Regions from separate parts of the Homo sapiens genome. Here region 2 is linked to region 1. A link is an interaction called in ENCODE POLR2A ChIA-PET data of the cell type or tissue named here. Cell type or tissue: OCI-LY7. All regions are shown on one strand. Links, peaks and the distances in the headings refer to the core of each region. The heading gives the core; the rest is flanking DNA.

Evidence for each region. Peaks named below come from ENCODE experiments on the same cell type or tissue, not always from the same donor. Only the 100,000 strongest peaks of a DNase experiment are listed, where the experiment ranks them.
Region 2: POLR2A ChIA-PET joins it to region 1 with 15 read pairs; 3 of 35 experiments call an interaction of 5 or more read pairs at or near these places.

What each region holds. Positions count from the first base shown.
Region 1 is chr14:63,756,476-63,763,865 of GRCh38, reverse strand. It overlaps a transcript of SYNE2 not described here. Among named protein-coding and RNA genes, the nearest start is that of SGPP1, 32 kb to the right of the region's middle. In OCI-LY7, for the core only: no CTCF peak of the experiment used is centred there; a DNase peak (open chromatin) is centred at 4,225; H3K4me3 peaks cover 534 bases.
Region 2 is chr14:64,231,719-64,239,108 of GRCh38, reverse strand. ESR2 (estrogen receptor 2) reads left to right here. Exons shown (of 9, transcript NM_001437.3): 8 at 3,959-4,139; 9 at 5,786-7,390. The coding sequence ends at 5,972. LOC124903328 (a long non-coding RNA gene) reads right to left here. Exons shown (of 2, transcript XR_007064205.1): 2 at 3,922-4,247. Among named protein-coding and RNA genes, the nearest start is that of ESR2, 59 kb to the left of the region's middle. RefSeq lists enhancers at 2,996-3,265, 3,906-3,965, 6,629-6,698. In OCI-LY7, for the core only: no CTCF peak of the experiment used is centred there; DNase peaks (open chromatin) are centred at 2,628, 2,948, 3,378, 3,988 and 3 weaker places; H3K4me3 peaks cover 5,000 bases; H3K27ac peaks cover 5,000 bases.

The DNA of each region.
Region 1 (7,390 bases), core at 1,611-6,610:
AGTCCCCATCTCTACAAAAAATAAAAAATAAATTAGCTGGGCATGAGGGCATGCGCTCTTGTGGTTCCAGCTACTGGGGAGGCAGAGGTGGGAGAATTACTTGAGCCTGGGAGTTTGAGGCTGTACTGAGCTATAATCATGCCATTGCACTCCTGCCTGGGGGACAGAACAAGACCTTGTCTTTTTTTAGGTCTTGCTATGTTGCCCAGGCTGGGCTTGAACTCCTGGTATCAAGCAATCCTCCCGCCTCAGCCTCCCAAAGTGCTGAGATTACAGGCCTGAGCCATCATGATGGCTGGCCTTTTTATTTTTATTTTTTATAGAGACAGGGTCTCGCCATGTTACCCTGTCTAGTCTCAAACCCCTGGCCCCAAGCAATCCTCCTGCCTTGGCTTTCCAAAGTCCTGAGATTACAAGCCTGACCCACCAAACCAGGCAGAGACTCTGTCTCTTGAAAAAAAAAAGTAAACAAAATAAAGTATAAATGATTCAGGAGTTAAAATGTGCTTTATTTTGCATCTAAAAACCATGGGCATTACTTCTTTACAGTAGGCTTCCAGGAGGAAAACTCTTTTAAGGCTTTAAAAACTTTTTTGTTGGCCAGGCGTGGTGGCTCATGCCTATAATCCCAGCACTTTGGGAGGCCGAGGCAGGCGGATCACCTGAGGTCAGGAGTTTGAGACCAGCCTGACCAATATGGTGAAACCCTGTCTCTACTAAAAATGCAAAAATTAGCCAGGTGTGGTGGTGGGCGCCTGTAGTCCCAGCTACTGGAGAGGCTGAGACAGGAGAATTTCTTGAACCTGGGAGGCAGAGGTTGCAGTGAGCCAAGATTGTGCCGTAGCACTACAGGCTGGGCCACAGGTGAGACTCTGTCTCAAAACAAAACAAAACGAAAAACTTGTTTTAAATTATGTTCTATTTTAATTTCAAATTAGAAAAAGTAAAGAAAATTACAGCATAATACATCCTCATATAATCTTTGCCTGGATTCACCATTTGTTAGCATTCTACAAATTTGCATTTTTTTTCTCTCTCTTTCTGAACCATTTGAAAGTAAGTTGCAGGCATCATGACATTTCACCACTAAATAGTTCAGCGTGTTTGTCCTAAGAACAAGAACATTCTCCTGGCCATGCATGGTAGCTCACATCTGTAATCCCAGCACTTTGGGAGCTAAGGCGGGTGGATTGTTTGAGCCCAGGAGTTTGAGACTAGCCTGGGAAACATAGCAACACCCTGTCTCAATTTATTAAAAAAAAAAAAAAAAGAAAGAAAAAATTATCCTACATAACCACAATACCATATTTATGGCCAAGGCATTTAATGATCCAGTCCATTCTAGTTTCCTGAATTGTCCAAAAAAAAAAAAGTTCTTGATAGTTTTTTCTTTTCTTTTTGTCCCAATAAACTTTTTTTTTTTTTTTTTTGAGATGGAGTTTCACTCCTGTTGCCCAGGCTGGAGTGCAATGGCACGGTCTCAGCTCACTGCAACCTCTGCTTCCCAGGTTCAAGCTATTCTCCTGCCTCAGCCTCCCAAGTAACTGGGATTACAGGCATGTACCACCACGCCCGGCTAATTTTTTGTGTTTTTAGTAGAGACGGGGTTTCTCCATGTTGGTCAAGGCTGGTCTGAAACTCCCAACCTCAGGTGATTCGCCTGCCTCGGTCTCCCAAAAGTGCTGGGATTACAGGCGTGAGCCACCGCGCCTGGCCACTTTAACTTGCTTTCTATAGGAATCTTCTATCGTAGGATCATATTTTTCAACAAAAATTCATTGAACAAATTGTACAGTCAAAGCAGACTTTCCAACGCCTCCTGAGTCAAGAACGACTAGCTTATATTCACACATGATGCAAACTTGTCAAAACCTATTACCTCTCACGCTGTCACTGGGTCCCCGCAGCCAGCGTCACCCCGTGCCGCTCCCCGCGGGTCGCTACTCTGGTCGTCACGGCGGTCCTGCAGCTGCCGCCGCCGCTCGGGCTGGTTTACACGCCTGACTCTGGGAGAGGTTTGGCAATGTCCTGAACACTTTCACTGTAGTAGATGCTGATGGAATTCATGACGTGCTATCCCAAAATACAACACCTTGGCATTTGAGAAGATAGCAGAAGGAGGAGGCTCATTCTCACCTTTCCCCTTTTTTCTCCAGAAGCAGGTCATAAAGCCGAAAAGGACATTTCTGCCTTTCTCTGAAGCAGGTCATAAGTCCCTCATTAGAGAAGTATTCTCCCTATACCTGAAGAAAAGGAACATCCTTATCTATGAAGACACAGGAACTCAGAGAAGAATCTGAACAAACAGGCCTTGCAAAATGCCCTCCAGCTTCCTGCCATTAGATCATACCTCCTTTTTCCGGCCATACTTCTCCATAACTATCCACTTCTTCATCAGATCTAGCATAAAAACATTTCTGTTTAACTGTTGCTTCGGTTCTTCATTTCCTTATGAAGGCTCCGCATCACGTAAAACTTACGTTAAATAAATGTGTATGCTTTTCTCTTGTTAATCTATTTTTTGTTACGGGGTCTCAGTCATGAACCTTAGGTAGGAAGGAAAATAGTTCTTTCACCCTGCAGTACCGTGGATCAAAAAGAAAAAAAACACACACACATAGTCTCAGTCATGTTTTATTTGTTTTTGTTTGTTTGTTTGTTTTGAGACGGAGTTTTGCTCTTGTCCCCCAGGCTGGAGTGCAATGGCACGATCTTGGCTCACTGCAACCTCCGCCTCCCAGGTTCAAGCGATTCTCCTGCCTCAGCCTCCCAAGTAGCTGGGACTACAGGCGTCCACCACCACACCCAGCTAATTTTTGTATTTTTAGTAGAGACAGGGTTGCACCATGTTGGCCAGGCTGGTCTCTAGTTCCTGACCTCACATGATCTACCCATCTCAGCCTCCCAAAGTGCTGGGATTACAGGCGTGAGCCATGGTGCCCGGCCTCAGTCACATTTTATTTTAAAGGAACAATTATATCATAATGCTTTTCAAAAATAGAGGTACAAGGCCAGGCGTGGTGGCTCACGCCTGTAAACCCAGCACTTTAGGAGGCTGAGGAGGGTGGATCACGAGGTCAGGAGATCAAGACTATCCTGGCCAACATGGTGAAACCCCGTCTCTACTAAAAATACAAAAATTAGCTGGGCGTGGTGGTGCACGCCTATAGTCCCAGCTACTCGGGAGGCTGAGGCAGGAGAATCACTTGAATCCGGGAGACGGAGGTTGCGGTGAGCTGAGATCATGCTGCTGCACTCCAGCCTGGCAGAAAAGCGAGACTCTGTCACAAAATAAATAAATAAATAAATAAAAATAGAGGTACAGGCCTGGCGCAGTGGCTCATGCCTGTAATCCCAGCACTTTAGGAGGCCAAGGCAGGTGGATCACTTGAGGTGAGGAGTTCGAGACCAGCCTGGGCAACAAGGCGAAACCCTGTCTCTACAAAAACTACCAAAAAATTAGCCGGACATGGTGGCACACTCCTGTGGTCCCAGCTACTCAGAAAGCTAAGGTGGGAGGATCACCTGAGGTTTCAATGAGCTGGTATCATGCCACTACACTCCAGCCTGGGCAACAGAGCAAGACTCTGTCTCAAAAAAAAAAAAATACAATATGCTATGAGGAAGCATAGGAGGGAAACTACAGGGTAGCCTCAAAAGTTTCACATCAGAAGTAATATTTGTGCTGAGTCTTAAAAAACAAGTAGAAGTGTGTCAATCCTATCTCTAACTTTCAATCTCTAAAAGAGAAGCAAAATGCAAAAACAAATCTCTATTGCAGATGGAGATTCAGAACTTTGTAAAAAAAAAAAATTTCTTTCAGTTTATTACCTCCTTGATCTTTTCTGCTTAGGATATTGACCTAACACTGAGTGGCTTAGTAAATATAAATTTAATACTTGATAAGCCTTACTCCTTAATATTTTCTTGTTTCAGTGAACAAGGTTCCTTTTCTTCAGGAACATTAGATTTTCTTCCCCCTGTGTGTGGCTCAATATTAATTTCCCATCCCCTTATCTGTGTGCCTGCCAAAAATGGAGACTACAGAGATTGGAAATACATTCTGAGCTCCTGCGTGAATTTCCTGAATTATTTCCTTATTCCTGAGGAAGGATCTCCAAGAAGGTGAAGAGAAGCAGCCAAAAATTATTTTAATTCAAACCAGCAGTGGTTGTCTTTGTACAGTGACGGCTTCCTAGATCACATGGTAAAGTAAGTCTTAGACATACTCTGTCCTTGCTCTGCCCACATCCTCTGCTTCATGGACTGTGCCTGACAGTTTCATTTTTGCTTTCAACCATTCCTATAAAATTCTAGAAAACACGATTTCGAGCAGGGATGCCAAATTTTGAACCTGACTAGTAGATAAATCCAATCCTCAAAAAAATGAATGCAAAGTATAGCACGAAGGCATGCAAAAATTTGGTTCTTACTTTTTCTGCTATTTACTCTCAAATCTTTTTTTTAAATAATGGAAATACAACATGTAAACATTTTTTTTTTTTTTTAGACAGAGTCTTACTCTGTCACCCAGGCTGGAGTGCAGTGGCGCGATCTCGGCTCACTGCAACCTCTGCCTCCTGGGTTCAAGCGATTATCCTGCCTCAGCCTCCCGAGTAGCTGGGACTACTGGTGTGTGCCACCACACTCGGCTAATTTTTGTATTTTTAGTAAGATGGAGTTTCACCTAGTTGGCCAGGCTGGTCTCGAACTCCTGACCAGCCTTGGCCTCCCAAAGTGGTGGGATTACAGGCGTGAGCCACCGTGCCCAGCCTGCATGTAAATAAATTTAAAATATTCTTTTTTTTTTTTTGAGACTGAGTCTCGCTTTGTTGCCCAGGCTGGAGTGCAGTGGCACAGTCTCGGCTCACTGCAACCTCCTTGTCCTGGATTCAAGTGATTCTCCTGCCTCAGCCTCCCCAGTAGCTGGGATTACAGGTGCCCATCACCAGGCCTGGCCAATTTTTTGTATTTTTAGTAGAGAAGGGGTTTCACCATGTTGGCCAGGCTAGTCTTGACCTCCTGACCTCGTGATTTGCCCACTGCAGCCTCCCAAAGTGCTGGGATTACAGGCGTGAGCCACTATGCCCAGCCTAAAATATTCTTAAAAAAAAAAAAAAAAAAAATCTGTGCTCGCTTCTGCAGCACATATGCTAAAATTAAAAAAAAAAAAAATCTAGACCTACAGATTTTTTGGAGGCAAGATCTCACTCTGCCACCCAGGCTAGAGTGCAGTGATGCAATCATAGCTCACTGCAACCTCAAACTCCTGGGCTCAAGGGATCTTCCCACCTCAGCCTCTTGAGTAGCTGGGAATAAAGGCACACATCACCATGCCAAGGTCACGCCACTGCACTCCAGCCTGGGTGACAGAGGGAGACTCTGTCTCAAAAGAAAAAAAAAGCCTCTTTATATTTTTATTTCATCCTTAAAAATGTCTATATATTGCATAATGTATGTTATATATTAATACAGTAAATACATATATAATGTATAAATAAATAACATGCAAAAAAAAGTTTGAATACCACTCATTTAAAATTGGTACCCTTTGATTTCATATGTTTTGTTCATATTTTGAGAAGGCTGTAGGATAAATTTTCAAAGGGAACAAACTGAAATGCATAGCTAGATATAAGTTGTTTAATTATTGCATTTGGACTGTTGACCTTTGCAATACTCATTGTATACTAAAAATCAAGTTAAAATAAAGTCTTGTTTAATTTTTATAGATTGTAAAAATAATTAAGAGAATTTGAAAATGACATAAATATAAAATAAAGGCAAAATATCATGGGACTGCCAGGCATGGTGGCTCACACTTGTAATCCCAGCATTTTGCGAGGGCGAGGCAGGCGGATCACTTGAGCTTGGGAGTTCGAGACCAGCCTGGGCAACATGGTGAAACCCCATCTCTACAAAAAATACAAAAATTGGCTGGACGTGGTGGAATGTGCTTGTGGTCCCAGCTACTTAGGGGGCTGAGGTGGGAGGATATCTTGAGCCTGGGAGTTCGAGGCTGCAGTGAGCTGTAATTGAAACACTGTACTGCAGCCTGGGTGACAGAGCCAGATTCTGTCTAAAAAAAAAAAAAAAAAAAAAAAGCGAGACAACTGTTATCATTTTATGTATCTTCTTCTAGTCTTTTTTTTTTTTTGCCAAAGGATCCTCTTTCCAGAAGGTCTGAAGGCACAATGAATAAAACCATGGAGTTACTACAACTATATCATTTCCACCAGTGCCCTTAAGCTGTTGTCTAGAATTTCTATTTATAGAAAAAAAGTTAGCCTTTCTGTGTAAGCAACAGAAAGAGGGATACATCAAAAGCCAGGTAGGGGTGCAGAGTAAGGAAAGGCTGGAATTATAAGCTAAACTAAACCAACAAAGTCAGTAAAAGAAAATAAAAGAAAACATCCAAAACAAAGAGGTGCTATCAATAGCAGTCACTGTAAAAACATGTCAAACAAAATAATCAGCTTATGCTATAAAGAATAAAAGAGACTGAAAGCATTCTTTGAAACATGAAACAACTATTTTCACTACTCTAATCCTTCTTCAATCCATGTATTCCTTTCTTTGGTCATTTGCCCTAAATTACTGAAAACAAATATTTGACAAGAGACAGCTAACTGAAGAGAATTAATCCTTTTTAGCTTTAGGTTAAACTAAGAGGAGGCTAGTCCATTTAACAGCATTTAGTGGACAAATCTTTGAATAGGTTTAGGGTTCAATTAATATCTGAGCCTAATTATTATTATTATTATTATTATTATTATTATTTTTAAGGTGGAGTCTCACTCTGTTGCCCAGGCTGGAATGCAGTGGTGCAATCTCAGCTCGCTGCAACCTCCTCCTCCCGGATTCAAGCAATTCCCTTGCCTCAGCCTCCCGAGTAGCTGGGACTACAGGCGTGTGCCACCATGCCTGACTAATTTTTGTATTTTTAGTAGAGATGGGGTTTCACCATGTTGGTCAGGCTGGTCTCAAACTCCTGACATCAAGTGATCCACTCGCCTCGGCCTCCCAAAGTGCTGGGATTATGGGCATGAGCCACCGTACCCAGCCTCCTCATTATTTTTCATATGCATGAGGATACAATCTTACTCCAATAAAAGTTAAGTTCTCTGAACAAGCATGACTAAAAAAGTGTTTCTTTTAATCCACTAGCAGTAAAACTCACTGTTCAGACACATGACTAAAATTTTTATCCTTTATAAAATTTCCAGCATTTCCAATGTTTGTATAGTTCAACAATATCCAAAACTTTCCAATTCATAATGTTCAATAAATGTGAAATACTATTAGAAAATCTTTAAAATTATGGCTTACTTTCACTCAAATGTAACTGTATATATAACAAAACGGATAAAAGTAAAAGGAGGTCTTCACT
Region 2 (7,390 bases), core at 1,380-6,379, 480 kb before region 1:
GCAAACAAGCAAACGCCACATACGGCTCCCCAAAGCCAGGACTTCTTCCCTTTGGTCAGTATTCTGGGACTTCTATTAGCACATTAGATTTTTCTCATTTATTTGCCTTCAGTCAAGGAAAGCTTATGTTTTCATCCTTTGAACAAATCAGACGTGGCAAATCTTGAAGGAGAGGTGGCTGTCCCCCACCACTGTGCTGCTCAGAATGTCACCAGGTGGGCTGGTGAGAGGAGCACACAGCTGTTCCCAGCTGATAAAGGGGAGAGAAGATTGTGTCCTTGATTTTATTTCACTTTCTTTGGTATGTGTGAGGCATGGTGCCAAGATCTTGGTTTTTTTTGTTTTTTTTTTTTAAACTATACTTCTTCCGTTTCATCAAAAGTAATTTAATTTTGTTTTACAGTGAATCCTAACTGATGTTTTTACTTTTGGGGGATGGAGAGGGTGCTATATTTTTGTGGTTTTCTGTGCCTGACTGGGCAGAGCTTTGGATCTTGTCCCTTGCCCCATGCTGCCCAGGGCCTGCCACTTAGCAAGTACTCTGTAGATATGTATTTGATGAGCAAGGGCCTGAGCATGGATGTCTGAGGTGCAGGCACGCACTGCTGACTGGAGAGCCAGGCAGCAGCATGGGTATTCTTCAGCACAGTTCTTTTCTGGGAGGGTATTTCTTTTCTATGTGATCAATGAGAACAGGAGTCTCCAGGATAATTTTATGTAAGTCAGTCTTTTTGTATATACACTGCCCCCCTACCCCACCATATGTAAAATGGATTTCGCATATGCCTTTCCACAACTGCAGTGCCTCACCTCCCCAAACCGCTGTGGCTGATGGACTCTGGGCCCCAGGTGGAGCTGTGCTGCCCCTACAGCCTGCAGAAGGCCCAGGGTCTGGCCTTGGCAATGACTGTGGTTCGTGAAGTGGGTAACACAATGACACATACGTGTTCTCTGAGGGGAAACTTCGTTGCACACAGCCCAGGGAATTTATGTTATTGTAACTTTGGTTCTGAGGCGTTCTTTTATTATTATTATTACTATTATTTTTAGTAACAGCTTTATTGTGATATAATTCATTTACCATATAATTTATCCATATTAAGTATACAGTTCAATGTTTTTAGTTTATTCACGGTATGTGGTGCAACCATCACCACCATCAATTTTAGAACATTTTCATCACCTGAAAAGAAACCCCATGCTTCTTAGCCATCATTTCCCACTCCCTATCCCACCCACAGCCCTAGGCAACCACTAATTTGCTTTTCTGACTCTATGGATTTGCCTATTCTAGACATTTTATTATAAATGGAATCATACAACATGTGGTCCTTTGTGTCTGGCTTATTTTGCTTAGCCTGATGTTTTCAAGGTTCATCTGTATCAGTACCTCATTCCTTTTCGTAGCTGAATACTATTCCACTGTATGGATAGACCACATTTTGTTGAGCCATTCGTCAGTTAGTGGACATTCCACTTTTAGGCTGAGTTATGCTGCTATGAACATTTGTTTATAATCTGAGGATTTGTTTTTATATTTTCAATCTTTGTCACTTTGAACTGAGACATGTACAGGCACACAATTTTGGCTCCTTTTGGAATTCCCAGACATAGTATTGCTTGATGGCAGCGGAAGTCCATGGAGCACATGTCATGCAGCTGAACACACTACGGGGTAGTTAAAAGGAAGTACTTGTTTATGCAGATGGGGTTAATTTTAGGGAAAGTAAGCTTGAAATAATTTTCTCTGTACTTTTGATAATTTTCTGTGTGTACCTAAAACATACATTAGCATGCATATTTACCATTTCAAATATGATGTGTGTTTGGCTAAAAAAAATAAGGGTCTGGCCGGGCACAGTGGCTCACGCTTGTAATCCCAGCACTTTGGGAGGCTGAGGCAGGCGGATTGCGAGGTCAGGAGTTTGAGACCAGCCTGGCCAGCATGGTGAAACACTGTCTCTACTGAAAATACAAAAAATTTGCTGGGCATGGTGGCGCATGCCTGTAATCCCAGCTACTAAGGAGGCTGAGGCAGGAGAATTGCTTGAAACCGGGAGGCGGAGGTTGCAGTGAGCTGAGATTGTACCACTGCACTCCAGGCTGGGTGACAGAGTGAGACTCTGTCTCAAGAAAAGAAAAAAAAAAAAAGGTCTGTGCCCTCAAAGCACTCATGTCCAGTCTTGCTGAGGGCAGAAGGGTGGCTGTGGGGTGTGTGTGGGGACAAGGCAGACATCCAGCATGTGGGGCAACATGGTGTCTCTGCTGAGGATGAACAGGGCACTGTCAGAGTATCAGGGGACACCTCAGACCAGACTTAGGGTGGGATGGTAGGGAGGTTGGGGGAAGCTTCCAGAAGGAATTTCTGACCAGGTTGGAATCTACAGGAGGAATGGGTATAAATGAGCAAAAGAATCAGGGTAGAGAAAGAGGAAGGAGAGAGTTTCCAAGCAGCAAGTTGAGCATGTTCGGAGCACCACACATTCAGGGAGTTGAGAGGGGGACTCAAGGCGAGGTGTGGTGGGAACTGCAGATGAGAGAAGCGGGGAGGGCCCTGGTACCTCTGATAGCTGCACCAGGTGGTTTGGACTCTATCCTATGAGCTGGGAAGTCATTAAACGGAGCCCCATGAGCAGATCTGCTTTTTGGCCTCTCAGAAGGGGACACACGGGGCCAAGGGTGGGGTCTTGTTTCCCCTGCGGTGGGAGGGCAAGTCATCTCTGGGGCGACAGTGGGAGGTTTGAGGCTGTGGGGGGATTCTGGAAGAACCAATGTGGAGAACAAAGTGAGCACAGGGATTGGAGAAGCAGCTTCAGGGCTATTGAAAAGATGAATATTTTAAATTCGTATCATCAGACATTATGGAGGTCCCTAGGGATGTGGCAAAGCACTACACTTACGTAATTGTGCTTCAGAATGTCCCTTGCCTTACCTGAGTTAAACTTAGTTGAATTGAGCTGCCTTAATTGAACTGAAAGTGCCAATAAAAATAGAGAACAAAAACTGCCAAAACAAATTCTGTGGTTGCTGGAGCACCAGCCATCATCAGTCTCATGACAGCCAAGACTCAGCAGCTCCCTGGTTGATTTCACATATTTATTCTTGCTTTGAAATGGAAAGCCTGGAAGAGAAGCTAATTATTAAAGGGAATCAAGGAGTCAGGCAGGGGTCGGGGGGAGGAGATTTATCTGAGCTGTTACTTTGCTGCCATTGGGATGCCACAGTATCTCAATCCTAGAGTTGGAGGGGAGTTAAACACAGGGCAGGGCAGGATGGGGGAGGCAGCCTACCCAGGACGTGGCTGTGGGGACCTAAGCAGATGTGTTCCTGCATGCGTTGCTCAGTGAGGAACTGAGGCTCAGAGAGCTCCAGATGGTGGCTAGAAAGTAGGTCTGTCTGACTCCAAATCAGTGGTCTTCCTGCCCCAGCCAGGTGCCACTCAAGCGAGATGCAGAGGTGGTAGCAGGGGCCCTGCCATGGCTGGCTGCGGCACGTGGTACACACAAGGAGGTGGCAGAGGAGGCTTCATCACATTGGCCATTCCTTTGTTTATTAAACTCCCTTTAGATGGGGAGCCCTCCGTGGGGCTAAAAGTAGAATTAATCTCACTTTCTGACCATCTCTGTATCTGTTGCTGCAGATGAGAAACACCACGTAATGATTTCGGGAGACTAGATATACTCGCCACGGCAAGGCCACAATTATGGGCCTGGTGGACACTTCAGGTGGCAATTTAGTCTGTCTGCATTAGGCCAGGCTTCTCTTCTAGCTCTGTGACGGGGCTGGCTCTCAGGGAAGATCCCCTGGGGGAGGTAAGACCATGCTTATAAGCTCCTGCCACACATGCAGCTGTCAAAGCAACCCAGATCACCTCGGAGCAGGCGCACGGAACAGCTGAGCACACGACTTCTGCTCCTTTGCTCAGAGCAATGACTTCTGGCTTTTATTCTTTGTCCAGGTATGTACCCTCTGGTCACAGCGACCCAGGATGCTGACAGCAGCCGGAAGCTGGCTCACTTGCTGAACGCCGTGACCGATGCTTTGGTTTGGGTGATTGCCAAGAGCGGCATCTCCTCCCAGCAGCAATCCATGCGCCTGGCTAACCTCCTGATGCTCCTGTCCCACGTCAGGCATGCGAGGTACGCGCCCTAAGGAGCTGCTCTGCTTGGGCTTGGGATGGGATTATGTGCTCCACGGAGGGTGAAGTGATTTGGGAAAAGTGTCTGCAAGTTAAGGAAAATGAATGCCTGAAAGGGAATGGGGAATTTGTCAGTTCACACACCTGTAAGCAAAGATGGGCACAGAGTGGGCATGGAAGGAATGTCATGTGGTATCTTACAGGCTCTGCATGGCAGCCAGTGGTGGCTCATGGGTTTTTCAATTGCTGGGGTTTATAGCCTGTTTATGGAGTCCTAAAAGGGGCAGTTCCTCCCCTAACACGAACTGCCACCCCTGTTTACACCACCCAGGGCTGAGGCCCTGAGGCCACTTTTTGTGGAGAGGCTAAGACCCGCTCCCCTAGATGGCCCCTCGAGCTGGTGATGCGAAGAAGTGCACAAATGCTTCCCTAAGAGTTGTTCTTTCGGTGGCATCAGGAAATTAAGGATAAGACTTAAGAGAAGTGGTGGACCCAGCAGATTTAGGAAGGCAGGGCTGTAGGTAGGGCATGTTTCTGATCAGGAAACGTAATTGTGTGTGCTGATGAAGAGGGTGTGCAGTGGTGGCTACTGTTGGTACAATGATGCTCAGTGCTTGGTGTCACCCACGATGAGGGTAGCCTTGCCCTGGAGCTGGAGGAGGGGAGGGGAGGGTGGAAGGTAATTAACTGGTCACTGAGGAGGCAAGTCTAGAGGCTGTGGAGAAGGACAATATACACCTCGAGAATCTTAAGTGAGATGAAGACCTCTGCCTTTCCCCTTTAATGATTGCTCAGCACATAGCCATTTGCAGAACAGATCCTGTGTTTGTAGATTCCTTCATTGTGAATTTATCTGCTTGCTAAAATTTATTTGTAACCCCAAAATCAATATTTGTGGTGTTTTTGAGGTCATGAACAGAGTGGCAGAAATTTTGAGTTGCCCTTTATGTACAGTCCCAGCTGAGATGGAACAAGCAGCTGCTCTCATACTGTCAACAAGTGTCCTTTACTTGGTCTACTTAGTGCCATGGTTTTACATTTTTGTGCTTTTGGTGACTTCACTGTTTAAAATGCCCCCCTGGTGTGGTGCTGAAGACCTGTCTAGTGTTCCTCGGTGTGAAAAAGCTGTGATGTGCCTTATGGAGAAAGTATGTGTTAAGCTTTGCTCGGGTGTGAGTTATAGTGCTGCTGGCCATGAGTTCAATGTTAATGAGTCAATGGTATTTATCACATAAGGCATCTTTAGAAAGAAACACACATAAAACAAGGTTTTGTATTGATCAGCTGATGAAGATGTGGCCAGAGGCTTGCAGGAACCTAACCCTGTATTTCCCCTATGAGTGAGGATTCAGTGTTCACAGTGACTTTACGGAACATAATTACCGCAAACAATGAGGATTGATTGTCCTATGTGTCAGGCCATTGTAGGTGTGTGGTGGGACACAGAGGCTGACAAGACATCGTCCTTGCCCTTGAGCCTAAATTATCAGGGGGAGCTGGATGCACGAGCCATGGATAAATGGGCTGGGGGAAGAGTGGGTTTAGGGGTGGGGTAGACTGGCTCTGAGCAAAGAGAGCCGGGGAAGGCTTCGGGGTTCCTGTGGCTGCCTCGGAGGAGGGAATCTCAGCACCTTTTTGTCCCCATAGTAACAAGGGCATGGAACATCTGCTCAACATGAAGTGCAAAAATGTGGTCCCAGTGTATGACCTGCTGCTGGAGATGCTGAATGCCCACGTGCTTCGCGGGTGCAAGTCCTCCATCACGGGGTCCGAGTGCAGCCCGGCAGAGGACAGTAAAAGCAAAGAGGGCTCCCAGAACCCACAGTCTCAGTGACGCCTGGCCCTGAGGTGAACTGGCCCACAGAGGTCACAGGCTGAAGCGTGAACTCCAGTGTGTCAGGAGCCTGGGCTTCATCTTTCTGCTGTGTGGTCCCTCATTTGGTGATGGCAGGCTTGGTCATGTACCATCCTTCCCTCCACCTTCCCAACTCTCAGGAGTCGGTGTGAGGAAGCCATAGTTTCCCTTGTTAGCAGAGGGCACATTTGAATGCAGCGTTTCCACACTCAATGGCCTCATAGGATCTCAGTGTGGTCTTTCTTACTTTCCTTCTTCCTTCCTCCCCTTTGTGAAACATCTTAAAGGTTTTGGAATGAATGGTGGAAATCTGACTTGGAAGGGCTGCGAATCAGAAAGGGGAGAGGAAGTGACACGCTTACAGAAGTGGGCTAACCCTTCTTGTGTGGCACACACTACCCTTCCCTCTGAGAGTTGACCTTTGCTGTTTTCCGGACCACTCCATTGTAAGATTGAAAACCCCTGTGGCAATTGCGTACTTACCTCCCAGGCCTGTGGGGACTGATCATATCATATGATGCTTATTCTGTCAAAGGCCAGAGGGACTGTGGTTAAGCTGGGATGTGAGTCATGTTCTCTCCCTGACCTTGCTGCCAGCTGCACACAGATTTGTCCCTCTCGATTTGTATTCACAGAGCCTGCCAATAATTTGGGGTATGTGTGTATGAGCGTGTGATCATTTTCATGCAGGACTGTGGGAGATACAAATCTCGCTGCTTCTGGAGCTGCTCTTCCTTAAACCTGTTGTCCCATGGGGCCAGCGTGGGTGCTGGAGAAAGGCCGTGTTTGCAGGAATGGGGTTCTCTCCTGTGGGTGTGGGTGACAGCCACAGTGTTTCCCTGGGGCAATGTGGATGCAGTTTCCATCTTGTACAACCTCATAAGTAGCAGCCACAATTGCCCCATCAGTCACCACAAGTAGTCAGGGATACTTTGGGCTGTGGATGTGTGCAGTGTGCTGTTTTATGGATGGATGAGTAGCTATGCACCCCAGTGTGTCAGCTCTGGGGCCACACTGTATAGCCTTGATGAGTACGCCCCTTGAACAAGACCCAGTTTGTGAACTCTCCTTAAAGAGAAATATTTAGGGATAATTATTTATAGCAAGAAAGAATTCTTTTACACTTGAGAGCTCTTTTAAAAATATTTTCTTATTGGAAAATTTATATGGTGGGCAGGGTGAAAAAGAAACAGTAAAAATATTAGTTCTTATTCCAAGTGGAACATAAATAGGACATGAAGAAGGGCACCTCTGAAATGACAACTTTAACTCACCTTTTAAAAGATGTGAAATTTCCAGTTTTGGATACACGGTGAATATGTAAAATGAGTAACAGCATACTATGGAAGCCAGCAATTAAATAATCATGTTTCATTATTGCAGTAACGTTTTAAACA